Regions from separate parts of the Mus musculus genome. Here region 2 is linked to region 1. The links are chromatin loops, found by intact Hi-C in ENCODE. Cell type or tissue: heart. All regions are shown on one strand. Links, peaks and the distances in the headings refer to the core of each region. The heading gives the core; the rest is flanking DNA.

Region 1 (8,072 bases), core at 2,192-6,191:
GTCAAGGCCAGGCAGGAGGTCAAGGAGAAGCACAGCATTTGGCGATAGTGAAGTGTGGCTTTGGGGAAGGAGACACAGAAGAGCTGAGAGTGGAGAAACGTCGTACCTCTTAGGATTAAGACTCTGGCCATAGTGACTGTCCACTACCTATGGTGTTTTGAATAAAAATGGTCCCCATAGACTCACAGGGAGTGGCAGTACTAGGACAAGTGGTCTTGTGGAAATAGGTGTGGCCTTGTGGGAGGAAGTGTATCATTGGTGCCTGACTTTGAGTTTTCAGAATCCCAAGCCGGGCTAAGTGGCTCTCTCTACTTCTGCTTCCTGCTGATCTGGATGTAGAACTCTCAGCTCCTTCTCCAGCATCTATGTGGCACCAGGTGTCTTGCCACGATGGTGATGGACTGAACCTCTGAAATGGTAAGCCAGCCCCAATTTAATGTTGTCCTTTGTAAGAGTTGCCTTGGTCATGGTGTCTCTTCACAGCAGTAGAAACCCTAAGACACTAACACACCTGCCAATTTGCACATGGGTGGTGTCCATTTGAACATATTAAAATTGGTTGAAGAGCTTAAATGAAAGGGACTATGTAGTCCTATAAGGAAACCAATGGAAAGAATAACTTCAATAAGGGCTATTGATTGTTGTTCTAGATTGCTCTTAGTTACTGTTCTATTGCTGTGAAGAGACACACGATCAAGGCAACTTATAACAGAAAGGATTTAATTGGAGGCTTGTTTACAGGTTCAGAGGTCAGTCCATGGTCCTCATGATGGCGACTGTGCTGACAGGCATGCAGGCAGGCAGGGCACTGGAGCAGTAATGAGAGCTTAAATTTCAAGCCATAGGCAGGAAAGGAAGAGAGCCAAGATTGGGCCTGGGATGGGGGCTTTTGAAGCCTCAAAGGCTTTCCCCCATATTCCCTACAGCAAACTTCCTCCAACAAGGCCACACCTTCCAAACCTCATAAACAACCCACTGATTGGGAAACCAACATTCAACTCTATGAGCCTTTGGAGTCCATCCTCATTCAAACCACCACACTCATTAGAAGAAATGAATCTTAGGCATCGAATCTGAATTGAAAAAAAAAGTTAGACTTTTCTGGTGAGGTCACTTGGGAACCTTCTGGCTTTGCAGACCCCTAAGTCAATAATGCAGACCACTTAGGATGTCGTGAAATCTTTGCGCTTGAAAAGAGAAATCTTTATATTTAGGAACCGCAGCCATTTAATGAAACAAAAGCACTGATTTCCCAATATTTTCAGCTATGACTATGAAACTATATGACAAAACTGGTCATGAAGAGCTACAGCTGGTGTAAAAATTACTGAGCTTTAAATTGGAATCACTGTAGACGGACATGCAGGTCTAAGAAGTCAGAAAGAGAGAGAGCCCGGAACACTCTTTGTCCCGTTTGTCTCCAAGGTCACTTTTATAGAAGAGTGTCACACAGTTGCAGCAAGGATGTGGCCAGTCGCTTTCCCCCAGGTTTCCCCAGTTTTTCTTTCTCTGTGCTGATTTGTGGCCCTGTATCGAGTTCCAAGCACTGCCTCCACTCTTCGCAGTCTAAGGCTACGCAGTGAGTGGTCTTCAGCTTTGCAACAGTAACCACGGCAGGGTTCTTGTTCAGTGCAAATCGAGGCCATGTGTAGGTTCATGCGGCCTCAACCAGAGTCAAGATACTAAAGGTTTATACTGAGTGGGTTTGTGCGGCCTCAGTTGTGGTCAAGATAATAAACGTTTATATTGAGCTGTTGCCTTTTTATGACCACATTTATCTTCCTTCCACCCATCCCAGATCCTACTCTCACGGATCACCATAGCATCTTTGTTAGTTCTTGAGAACTGAACTCTGAATAATTATTAAGGAAAGCCACTTAGGCTATGGCACAAATCCTGTCTGGGGCTTTGAGCAGTGGGTATGAATAAGCAACAGGAGCCTTTGCCTTTCATTGGCTCTGGTCTTCCTACTGCTCTGCATCCACTCTTTTCTAACAGCCTGCTGCTGAGTACCTCGGACCCTGCAAACCGCCTTCCCAGGCTGGATTGATAGGCGGTGAAGGAGGTGGATCATGTGTGGTGACTGTTACACACAGACCTAAAGTTTAATGCATGGTTTGCAGTTCAGGGAGTCAGGTCTGGCAGCCCTTCTAGGTGTTTGCATAACACCATGGACAATTACCATGTATAACTGGCTTAAAATGTTGTAATTGACTTTTGACTATTCCACACACCCCATTAGACTAAGCACCAGGAGGTCGGGTCCTGTATTTTAATGCTTAGCTTAGCACCTATATCAATAACAATGGCAACATTATATAGCACTTATGGAGCACCCAAGTGTATAGTAGGCTGTACTTCATTCATCCTAAGATATCACCTCTCATGTTTTCTATAAGCTATCATCTTTCCTTTTTTTTTTTTTTTTTGGTTTTTCATGACAGGGTTTCTCTGTATAGCCCTGGCTGTCCTGGAACTCACTCTGTAGACCAGGCTAGCCTCGAACTCAGAAATCTGCCTGCCTCTGCCTCCTGAGTGCTGGGATTAAAGGCGTACACCAACACGCCCGGCTATCTTTCCTTATTTTATAGAAAGAAATGGGTGCTTACAAATCCAGCCACTTGTCTATAGCTGCTTGGCAAACAGGTAAATAAACTAGACTTTTCTGACTTCATTATTAGCCTTGTTTGTAGGCTTAGATTTTTCAAAACCCACTTTTGGGTTTTTAAATGCTTTAACATCCTTTCTAGCACACCTACCAGAGGTAGGGGAAAAGAAAGGTTACTAGGAAAGGGATATGGACCTGTTTAGAAGTAGTTCTTTGGGGCAATTCCAATCTTATCAGGATATCAACAGTCCAGTCCAAAATCCCAAACACAAATCAGTAGCGATAGTCTAGTCCAGTGGACAAACCCAAACATGAATCAGTAGCAGTAGCTTTATCTAGAAGAAACCACAAGGCTCCTCAGAAGTGGCAAGAGGCAGCCAGAATACCACAAGGCATGCTTTTCTCTATGAAGTCACAACAAGTGAAGATCAGCAATGTGTTGCAAGGCGAGACAATGCCAGAGTGTCCTTTCACTCTCTGTGGGGTTATAGTTATGCTCTTTCTAAACAACACATGCCCTCTCAAGTGTCTGCTCCAACAAAAGATCACACGCCCTTTCACAAGACTGCTTCTAGAAAAACACCACGTGTCTGTCCTCAGCAAGATATCCTCTCATCTGACAGCTTCCAGAAAAACACCACAGGACACAACTGAGTCTCCAAAGAAACCAGACTTTCCCCCTTCAGTTGTTCTTACAAGCTCCACTTGTGGCTGTGTGGGGGCAGAACTATTTCTCCGGGGAGCTGAGGTTGACCTCCAGTGTCTCACAGTTAAAGCACACCGTTTCAATTAGCAATCTAAAGCTTTGCCAGTATTTTGTTAGAAACTATTTTTAAAAATTTTAGATACTCATTTGCTTGTAGCCCAGGTTGGTCCGGATGTAGCCCAGGCTGACTTTGAGCTGTATAAAATTCTGCCTCAGTTTTTCAAATGCTGAAATTACAAGCATGAATCAAAATGCCTGGCTTAAAAACCATTTTTTCTCTGTTAAAAGTATAATTTTTAACTAGTTGTGTCTTTATGTGTAGGTGTGCATATGCCTATATATGTGTGTGTGTGTATGTACATATATGTATATATGCATATATATGTATATATGTGTACATATGTATATGTGCATATGCATATATATATATGTGTGTATATATGTATATATATGTGTACAAATATATGGAACTCAGGACAACTTGGAGGGGGTTTATTATCACATTCTACCATGTGGTACTAGGATATCAAACTCATGTTGTCAGGCATGTCAGTAAATGTTAGCATTTCATGGAATAAGGCGATGGTTATTACAACACAATATGTATTCTTAACTCTTGGAAGGAAAAAATAGCATGAAGTTCCTAATCCAAACACTAGGCGGTGCTCTTGTAAGGCAAACACAGAGTTTCCTACTGAAAATCACAGTCTGGGTGCTTGTAAAGCCAAGCAGATGCTCTCACTTCCTAGTAAGATGTTCATCCTGCTAAACATGAGAAACAGAGAAGAAATGATTTATTCAGATCTTGAAAAGAGACATTACAAGAAGTAATCTTGGGGCCCTTAGCAGTGTAGGACTTAATGGGGCTCCATATTTTGTAGAGTGGACTAGAACACAAGAAATCACCAGGCACTTTGAGGAAGTCAGTAGGGTTTGGCATTGTTTTGAACAATTTAAGCTCAGCGTGCACACATGCATATGTATTTAGAATACTGTTTTCCTTCAGGTTGTGGAGAAAACTGAGTCGGGCAAGCGCTTGCTGTGCAAGCGTGAGACCTTGAGTCGGGTCCCCTGCAGCCTCCACATACAATGCATAGCAATCCACATACAATGCATAGCACAGTGACGTGGGCTAGGGATCCAGCGGGGAAGGGAACATCCTGGTGGCCTTGCTGGCCAGCGTAGTCTAATGCATGAGCGCCAGGTCCCAGTGAGAGAGAGAGACACCGTCTCAAAACACAAGATGGGAATGATACCCGAGGTTCACCACTGCTCTCCTCATGCACAGAGATGGAGAGGATAAACACACAGACGTGCGCGCACACGCACGCACTTACACATGCATGCACGCGCGTCTTGAGTCTCGGGTCGGGTGAGAGGAGTGATCATTACCGCTCTCCTCTCTCCCCTGCCGGCTATCAGTGAGCACTCTTCCCTCTCAGTCCGCTACCTCTCCCGAGTGCCTCTAGGGTTCCTTCTTCAGTCAAAAGGACTGACTTCGGCTTTTATCCACTGCAATGAAGGAATTGTTACCTAGTCCGACCATATGAATGTAGAAGAGAGACCTGTACTGAGGTACCCTAACTAGCTCTCTGACCAGAGCTTGCTTGTCCATGCTACTCAAGCACTCTGACACCAAGCTGCAGCCTCAGGCCTCGCTTTCTTTCATAACGTTGCTCTGGTAGGATCGGACTTAGTACGAGAGGCAATTCAGGGTGTTTGTTTGTTTGTTTGTTATAGGGAGTTTTGACATTTACAAAGAGTTCATCTAGGGCTGGAGAGATGGCTCAGTGGTTAAGAGCACTGACTGCTTGTCCAGAAGTTCAGTTCCCAGCAACCACATGGTGGGGGCCAATGCTCTCTTCTGGTATGTCTGAAGACAGCTACAGTGCACTCATATAAAATAAATAAATGGAAAGGATAGTGGGTGAGTGGATGGATGGATGATAAATAAAACAGAAAGGCTATCTATTAAGCAGACACGTCATCCAGAGAAAACTACATTGTTCCAGGTGAGAGCTTACTGAGTCAAAGGTGCCTCGCCAATTATTATTATTATTATTATTATTATTATTAATTTATACCCCAGGTTCGGCATCATCATTACAGAGCCATTTCTTACTATCAACCACTAAGAGACATAGGACACTCAACTTTCCAGAACAAAAAGCCCAGAGGGTGGGGGAAGACTACAGATGTGTGTGTATTGTGAAGAGTAATTTCAGAACCTGTCTTCTGCCCTAATCTTGAGCTTCATTTCAGCTCTGCAGTGGGGAATTCCATTCTTTCCTAGTAGCCTCGGCAGGTGGCACGTGCATGGGGTAACATCATTATGTCTCTTGTGGCATCTTAACTGTCCCCCACATCAGTGGCTCATGAAGCTTTAAGATTCCAGGAGGTTCTTATCTTTTGGATCCTGTGAGGAGATGGGGGGGGGGGGGCGTTTAGTAATATTTAGGAGACCAAGAGGTTCATGTCTAATCTCTGGGTCCTGGTCCCATGATACCATGTTGGCAATGATATCAGTTTTCTCTCCTGGGTATAGACTTCCAGTGTGGAGAATTTAAACCACAGTTTGTGTGTGTGAAGGCATTGATCAGGAAGATCTGTCAATATGTAAATCTCAGACTTGAGGAAATTGCCCCCATTATCACCCATTAACAATTGGTTAGAGAACCTGGTTGTTAGAGAACCAGGCTCTGGGGAAAAACAAACTCCACAGCAGTAAGATTGGACAGAGGAGGGGAAAATCTTCCAGGCATAGAGACTAAAGAAGAAGGCAGGCTCAGAAAAGAACTTTCGAGAAGGTTCTGGGAGCCTCGGGGCACAGCAGGTGAAGTCAACCTGCCCAGGAATTGATAGGAGTCAAGGACAGATCATATCTATCCAGACTCTACCTGGCTGGGTTCTGGGCCAGAGTTGGACAGGTGCTCGGTTTACCTACAGCCCAGCCTTCTGGCTCTCCCCCATGTCCTCCTTTGGGTACTTGGTTTGGTCCCACCCACCTTTGGACGCCAGCAGTAACAGTTTTCATTAGCGCTTCGCAATGCTTTCGTGTGCACGGGCTCATGGTTTAGACACTATGACAAAGCTAAGGCAGGGGCATTCCAGCGCTGCACAGTGGCCTCTGAATCTCCAGGGACGTATCAGACTCCTGCTGCTTTTCGTCTTAGCTCTCCCCCTCTCCCCCCTCCCCTGCCCACGACTGGAGCTATTCCACTCGCGATTTCCTTTAGCAAGCCAAAGCTCCCATTGGTGAAGTTATTTTTCTTTTGCGGTTCTGTCTCACATAGCTCTGAGACTCGTCCTGAGGCTCTTGACTGGTTACGGCTTCTCCTGGGAGGCAAGGGAGAATTTAATTGGAAAAAGATCTCTTGCCTCTGGTGGCGATTACCATTCCTTCATCCAGGGTTGCGGTCCTGACCTCCGGCTGCTCCCCATTTCTAGTGCTTTGTAGGAGAAACCGGTCATATGACCCCCATTGCAGATCAGGTTTCCTTACTGCTGCCCCATGGTTTGAGATGGAAAAGCACCCCCTCTCCCCACCTCCATCCCTTCAGCCAAACTAAATGGTTCTGAGAAAGGCTTTAAAACCACTCTCCAGTGCTCCAGGTGAGGTCAGGGAGAGAGTTTTTTTAGCGGGGGATTTTATTAGCCCGATCTTGGAGGCTTTCATTGCTTTTTACCAGGAACGAGGGCCTTCAAAGTACATCCTCTCTCGGTGCCTTGGAGGTCGCAGCTGCTGAAGTGCACAGCCGGGGCTCACAATTCCGTCTTCTGATTAAATGTGGGTAGCTGAAGGCTAAACATTTCTAAAGATGCAGCTTGTGTGCTTAAAGAGAAAGTCCGGGCGGAACAGGACGAACAGAAGTCTCTGGGTCTGGGAGCAGAAAGTCATAGGTCCTGGCTCAGTCCTGCGTCCATGAATTATAGGCCGTGCACTTTGTCTTTTATTTTATTTAAAAAAAAAAGACCATGTAAAATTGTTGCAAAGGAAATTGCTTGGCTGCTGGTTGGCCCAAGCAGAGCTCCTCAAAGGCAGCTTAACTTGTGAGCATCCCCCCCCCCCCCCCAGCATCAGTGATAGACTACGGGACCACGGCTCTCTAGGAGAGGTCCCAATGGGCCAGGAGCTACTGAGACAAGATCTTCCCTTTCTCTTTGTATCCCCTCTAAGCTGGACAGCACAGGTCTGTCCCAAATTTCCATGCTCACAGTACAACACCCCTGCTTCCCTCCCAGGCCTGGGATACTTGACATGGTCCTTTCAAAATAGCGAGGCTTAGATGAGATGTATGTAGATCAGGGGTGCAATTTGTTCAAAAGTCCCTGGTGTTCTGCCTGTCAGAACAAGACCTTCAGTCGACAACAGTTTAGGTTGCTATTGTTTACAGTTTGCTTTTCTTAGGAAAGCACGAACAGCTGCCTATGTATTGTGTTTTGAGAAAAGGGGGTGCTGCACGAATGTTTTCGGGAGATTAAACAAAAGGCTACCTAGAACAGATAGGGCACCCAGGACAGAACAAAGTAGTGATTGCATCCAGGTTTACCTTGGTGAACCAATGGGTTTAATTTGTCTTACTTAGAGAAACTTAGGTGAGGAGTGTGGTGGCCTCAAAGCTTATATGTCAACAAAAAGACTCACCTAGCAAGGCTGCAGAGGTGAGGTCCCGTGTTTAGTTAATCTTCAGTCTTTTATACAACTGCCTAGCGTCTCATGAAACCGCAAAGCCACATGCAGTTAAAACAGAATTACAT
Region 2 (4,000 bases), core at 1-4,000, 210 kb after region 1:
TCAGAAGGAAAATAATGTAAACTTCCCTTTGAAGACAGGCTTCCATCTGTGGCTTTTACCACATCCAGATCTAATTTTCCCAGAAGAATATTTCTTTGTTGTGCAGTTTGGAGTTAATTTCTGACTTTTGGAAGCTGCCCCTCAGAGGATAATTTATTATGAGCTCCTATTGTCTGGCAAAGTTGAAACATCTTTCCTGGGAGCTGTTGGGAGCTCTTTTAGGATATATATTACAGAACAATTTGAAATTTGGTCACAATTAAGTTAAGAGTACTTCCCCCCCCCATACTGTACTTTGCATAATCATTGTATTCACTTGAAATATGAAATAACTTTTTTTTTTAAATTATAAAAAGAGTTCTCACCAGTGAAATTTGTATTATACAAAGGATAGGAGAAGAGAATGCTTCACAATATCACGTTCTGAATTAATCGCCAAGATCTGTCTGCTCTGCTCTGTGTCTCTAACTCATTGGCATGTGTCAGTTCAACAACATTTTTAGTGTATGTTTCTTTTCTTTGCCCCCTTTTTCAAGTCATTTCCCCAGACGTATGTGGTTTGTTAATTTCCTCTTTTCTTATGTACATCTAGATATCTGTCCATCTATCTATCTATCTATCTATCTATCTATCTATCTATCTATCTATCTATCTATCTACCTTATTCCTTTTATTAGGGGAAACCATTTTTCTTTGTTATTTTTTGTGGCAAGTATGAAATGTTTTGGTCTTCCTCCAGGGCACAAGAGGTGTATTTATGGAAGCAATGAAGGCATACTTACTGCAAGAGTAGTCTGTGGCAATTTTTCTCTTGTTCTTTGGAGTTTAGTATTCCAGTCTGGTTTCTGTTACCACTGCTTGGGATATCCAGGAGTGCCTTGTTCTTGCTCAATCCAGTATTGCAGCTTCCTCTACCTGGATCCCAACCTCGTTCTTTTCTCCTTTTTTTGAGCATCCTTTACCTTTGGTTTTCATGACATGGCCGCCTTCTCCTGCTGTCCTTCTTCCTATTCTCTGGTCTGGTTAATGCTTTCATATTGGAGTCCTCTGGGATAGAGCCTGGACCATTTTTGTACTCCATCCATACAGTGGATTCAAAGCCCCTTATCTCTAGTTAGCTATTTCTTGTGGTCCCAGGAGAGAAGCATCTCTGAGTTTGGAAGTGTTAGCTCTATTTCAGTCACTTCTGTCTCAAAGGTTTTCATCTGTAGGGTGAAATTGTAAGTATCCTATGACTTGTAGTAGATTTGGGGGCTGTTACAGAGGCAATGTGGCTCATTAATAGCATGCATAGAAATTCTGACAAAATGTGAACAGTCTATTTACTTGGCTGAGGAATAGAAAGGCCTGCGACAGGCCTGCCCTCATGTGTATGGGTTGTAACAGGTTTCTGTGTGACTGATGCAAGACTTAGACTTTTGTTGTCTGTTCCATCTCTTGTGCTCATGAGAAAGCAGGCTCTGTTCTCACCCTTACTACTTGCTTCACCCCACTTTGCGTTGACTACAGGAGAAATCTGAGAGCAATTTCTTGAGTACCGAACTGGAGCTACTTCATCTCTGGCTCTCTCAGAGTAGAATGATTTTTTTTCTTCTGTTATTTTATTTTTTATTTTATTTTGGTGGCAGAATAATATATCGAGATATTGAGTGTGCTTTTGTTCTTACTTTATTTTTTTTCCTTTCCTGTTCCTTCCAACTAACTATTCTTTGTGCCCACTTTCCATGGAGGAGAATTATTGATGTTTGGAAGCATAAAAGAGCTGTTTGTCTCTCTGGACTCCATTGCCCCGCAGTCTGGCACCTTAAGTGGGTGTATGTTAGTTAGGAATCAGGGGAGAGAGGAAAGAAAGATGGAGCTGAGGGCATCCAGGCTCTCTGCTCTCAGCTGCTCCCAGCTGTATGTGGTGAGACCTCAGGGGGAAGATGCTGTGGAATACCAGGGAATCTGATCCAGGCTGGGATGCCAGCCTCCCACAACCAAGCATGGAGGCAGAGTGACTGCTGACTGTTGAGCTAACCGGCTGGCTCACTCCTAGGCTGTGAGCAGAGGGGATTCTAGCATCCAGGCAGAGGAAGATGCTTTTTCTTAAAAAACCTCAAGGTCTGTACAAGACTTCAAGTATTAGGAATGTGGGGCAAGATGAGTGGTGTTGACTGTCCCACTGATAGGGACAGAAGGTGATCTTGGTTTTATATAATTTATTTTAAAGTACAAGAATTGAAATTCTGCATATCAAAAAACTGTAACAACAAACAAGTGAAAAGGCAAACTAGAACAAAACCTACACCAAATTATCAACCAACCAACCAACCAACCAACCAACCAACCAACCAACCAACCATCTAGCCATCAATCAATCAATCAATCAATCAATCACCCATTCAAACAATGAACAAAAAAGAAACCCAAAATATCTGCTTTGGTACAACTGTGATGTTTTCTCCAAGACACAGCCTCCCTCCACTTGATAAGCCCCAGTATGCTTGACTTACGATACACATTTACAGTAGCTCATGTTGGGTTTATGCAGTTTTAGGAGCTTTACAAAGACATGAGTGCCTCTTCTGTCTCTACACCAGGGGACACCTTGGCTTTATGCGCCACAATTACCATCTTAAAGTCGTTATGACACTAAAAAAGCCAATAGACCTTGGTGCAAAACCATATGGGAAAATATTTTTTTTTCATGTAGAACTTTGGCAGAGTATAAGAACATAAATACAGTAATTACACATTCAAGTGTAATTGGCTGCTGATGTATCATCTAATAACGCCCAGCACTTGGCTCCCTAGTGGGTGTACTCTGGATGTGACGACATTCTTGAATCTTTTCTTCCAGATTCATTTTTCAGATGTGTACAGATTGCCTTGTGCCAGCATGGAGAGCCCTTCCAGCCTCTCAGCTTGGATTTCAGAGGATAACTTGTTAATTAGGACTTCTTCAGACAAATTCCTTCAGTGACAGAGAAAATTGCCAATGCATTCCTGAGATGACATTGAAGTTCAACGGTGTATGTGCATGGTATGTGTGTGTGTGTGTGTGTGTGTGTGTGTGTGTGTGTGTGTGAGAGAGAGAGAGAGAGAGAGAGAGAGAGAGAGGGAGGGAGAGAGAGATATCTGATTGGTATCCTTTAAATAGATTTTTAAAAAATAAAATAGGTTTTAAAGTTAATTTTTAAGTTAACATCTAAAGTGATGGCTTATGTCATTTTTGCAGAACATCTCATTATACTCTGTTCTTTTCCACACTCCTCCTTTCCCCACACTCCCTTCTTGCTGGCCCCCCTTCTTCTTCTGAACAGTCTTCCCTTCTGTAAAGCTAACATTTTAATTCCAAGTTTATAATCTTTTCACTTTCAATTTTATGTATTTTGTCTCTACCTAGACTGGAAGTGTCCGGAGGCTCGGACGCTACCATATTGTACATTCTGTTCTCCTTCCTTCTCTCCTCTCTTCTCTCTCGTTCTTTCTCCATGCATCTCCCCAACTACACTAAGGTTTTAGCTTACAAACTATGGATAGACACGCAATGTCACTTCCTCCGCTAGGTTAGGAACTTTTCCCCCTCTTCTCCTTTCGTCCTTACTTATCCTTACATTTATATGCTTGGCATGGTATGTGCTTACCAAGCTGTCTGAATAAATAATGAATAAATTAATTTCATTGTTCAGTTGACTGATCCCTGGATTAGCATTTGTACTTGTTAAACCCCAGAAACTCAGGAGAAACCCCAGTGAGTGGGCGCTGCATACATAAATGCTGCTTATCTCATGCGGTGAAATCAATTCCTGGGTCAGCTGAACAATTATGTTAAGGCAACTGGATATGACTCTACCATTTGCAAAGACCTGTCTAGATACATCTCATTATCATACTGGCTCTGGTTGAGCCTGGAATGCTGTCTTCAAGGCTCCTATGTTGAACTTACCTACACTGAGAACCTAATGGCAATGAGCTTGCACGGACCCTTTGTTTTTCTGTGCATGCAGATCAGCTG

The links. Hi-C counts contacts between places; a loop is a spot of excess contacts. Peaks named below come from ENCODE experiments on the same cell type or tissue, not always from the same donor. Only the 100,000 strongest peaks of a DNase experiment are listed, where the experiment ranks them.
Region 2: a loop joins it to region 1, with 2.1 times the contacts of the local background. A loop is called at or near these places in 5 of 42 quality-filtered maps.

Annotation. Positions count from the first base shown.
Region 1 is chr12:69,084,329-69,092,400 of GRCm38, reverse strand. No RefSeq gene overlaps it. Among named protein-coding and RNA genes, the nearest start is that of Gm31447, 41 kb to the left of the region's middle. In heart, for the core only: a CTCF peak has its summit at 3,969; no DNase peak of the experiment used is centred there; H3K27me3 peaks cover 383 bases.
Region 2 is chr12:68,872,947-68,876,946 of GRCm38, reverse strand. No RefSeq gene overlaps it. Among named protein-coding and RNA genes, the nearest start is that of Gm31307, 220 kb to the right of the region's middle. In heart, for the core only: no CTCF peak of the experiment used is centred there; no DNase peak of the experiment used is centred there.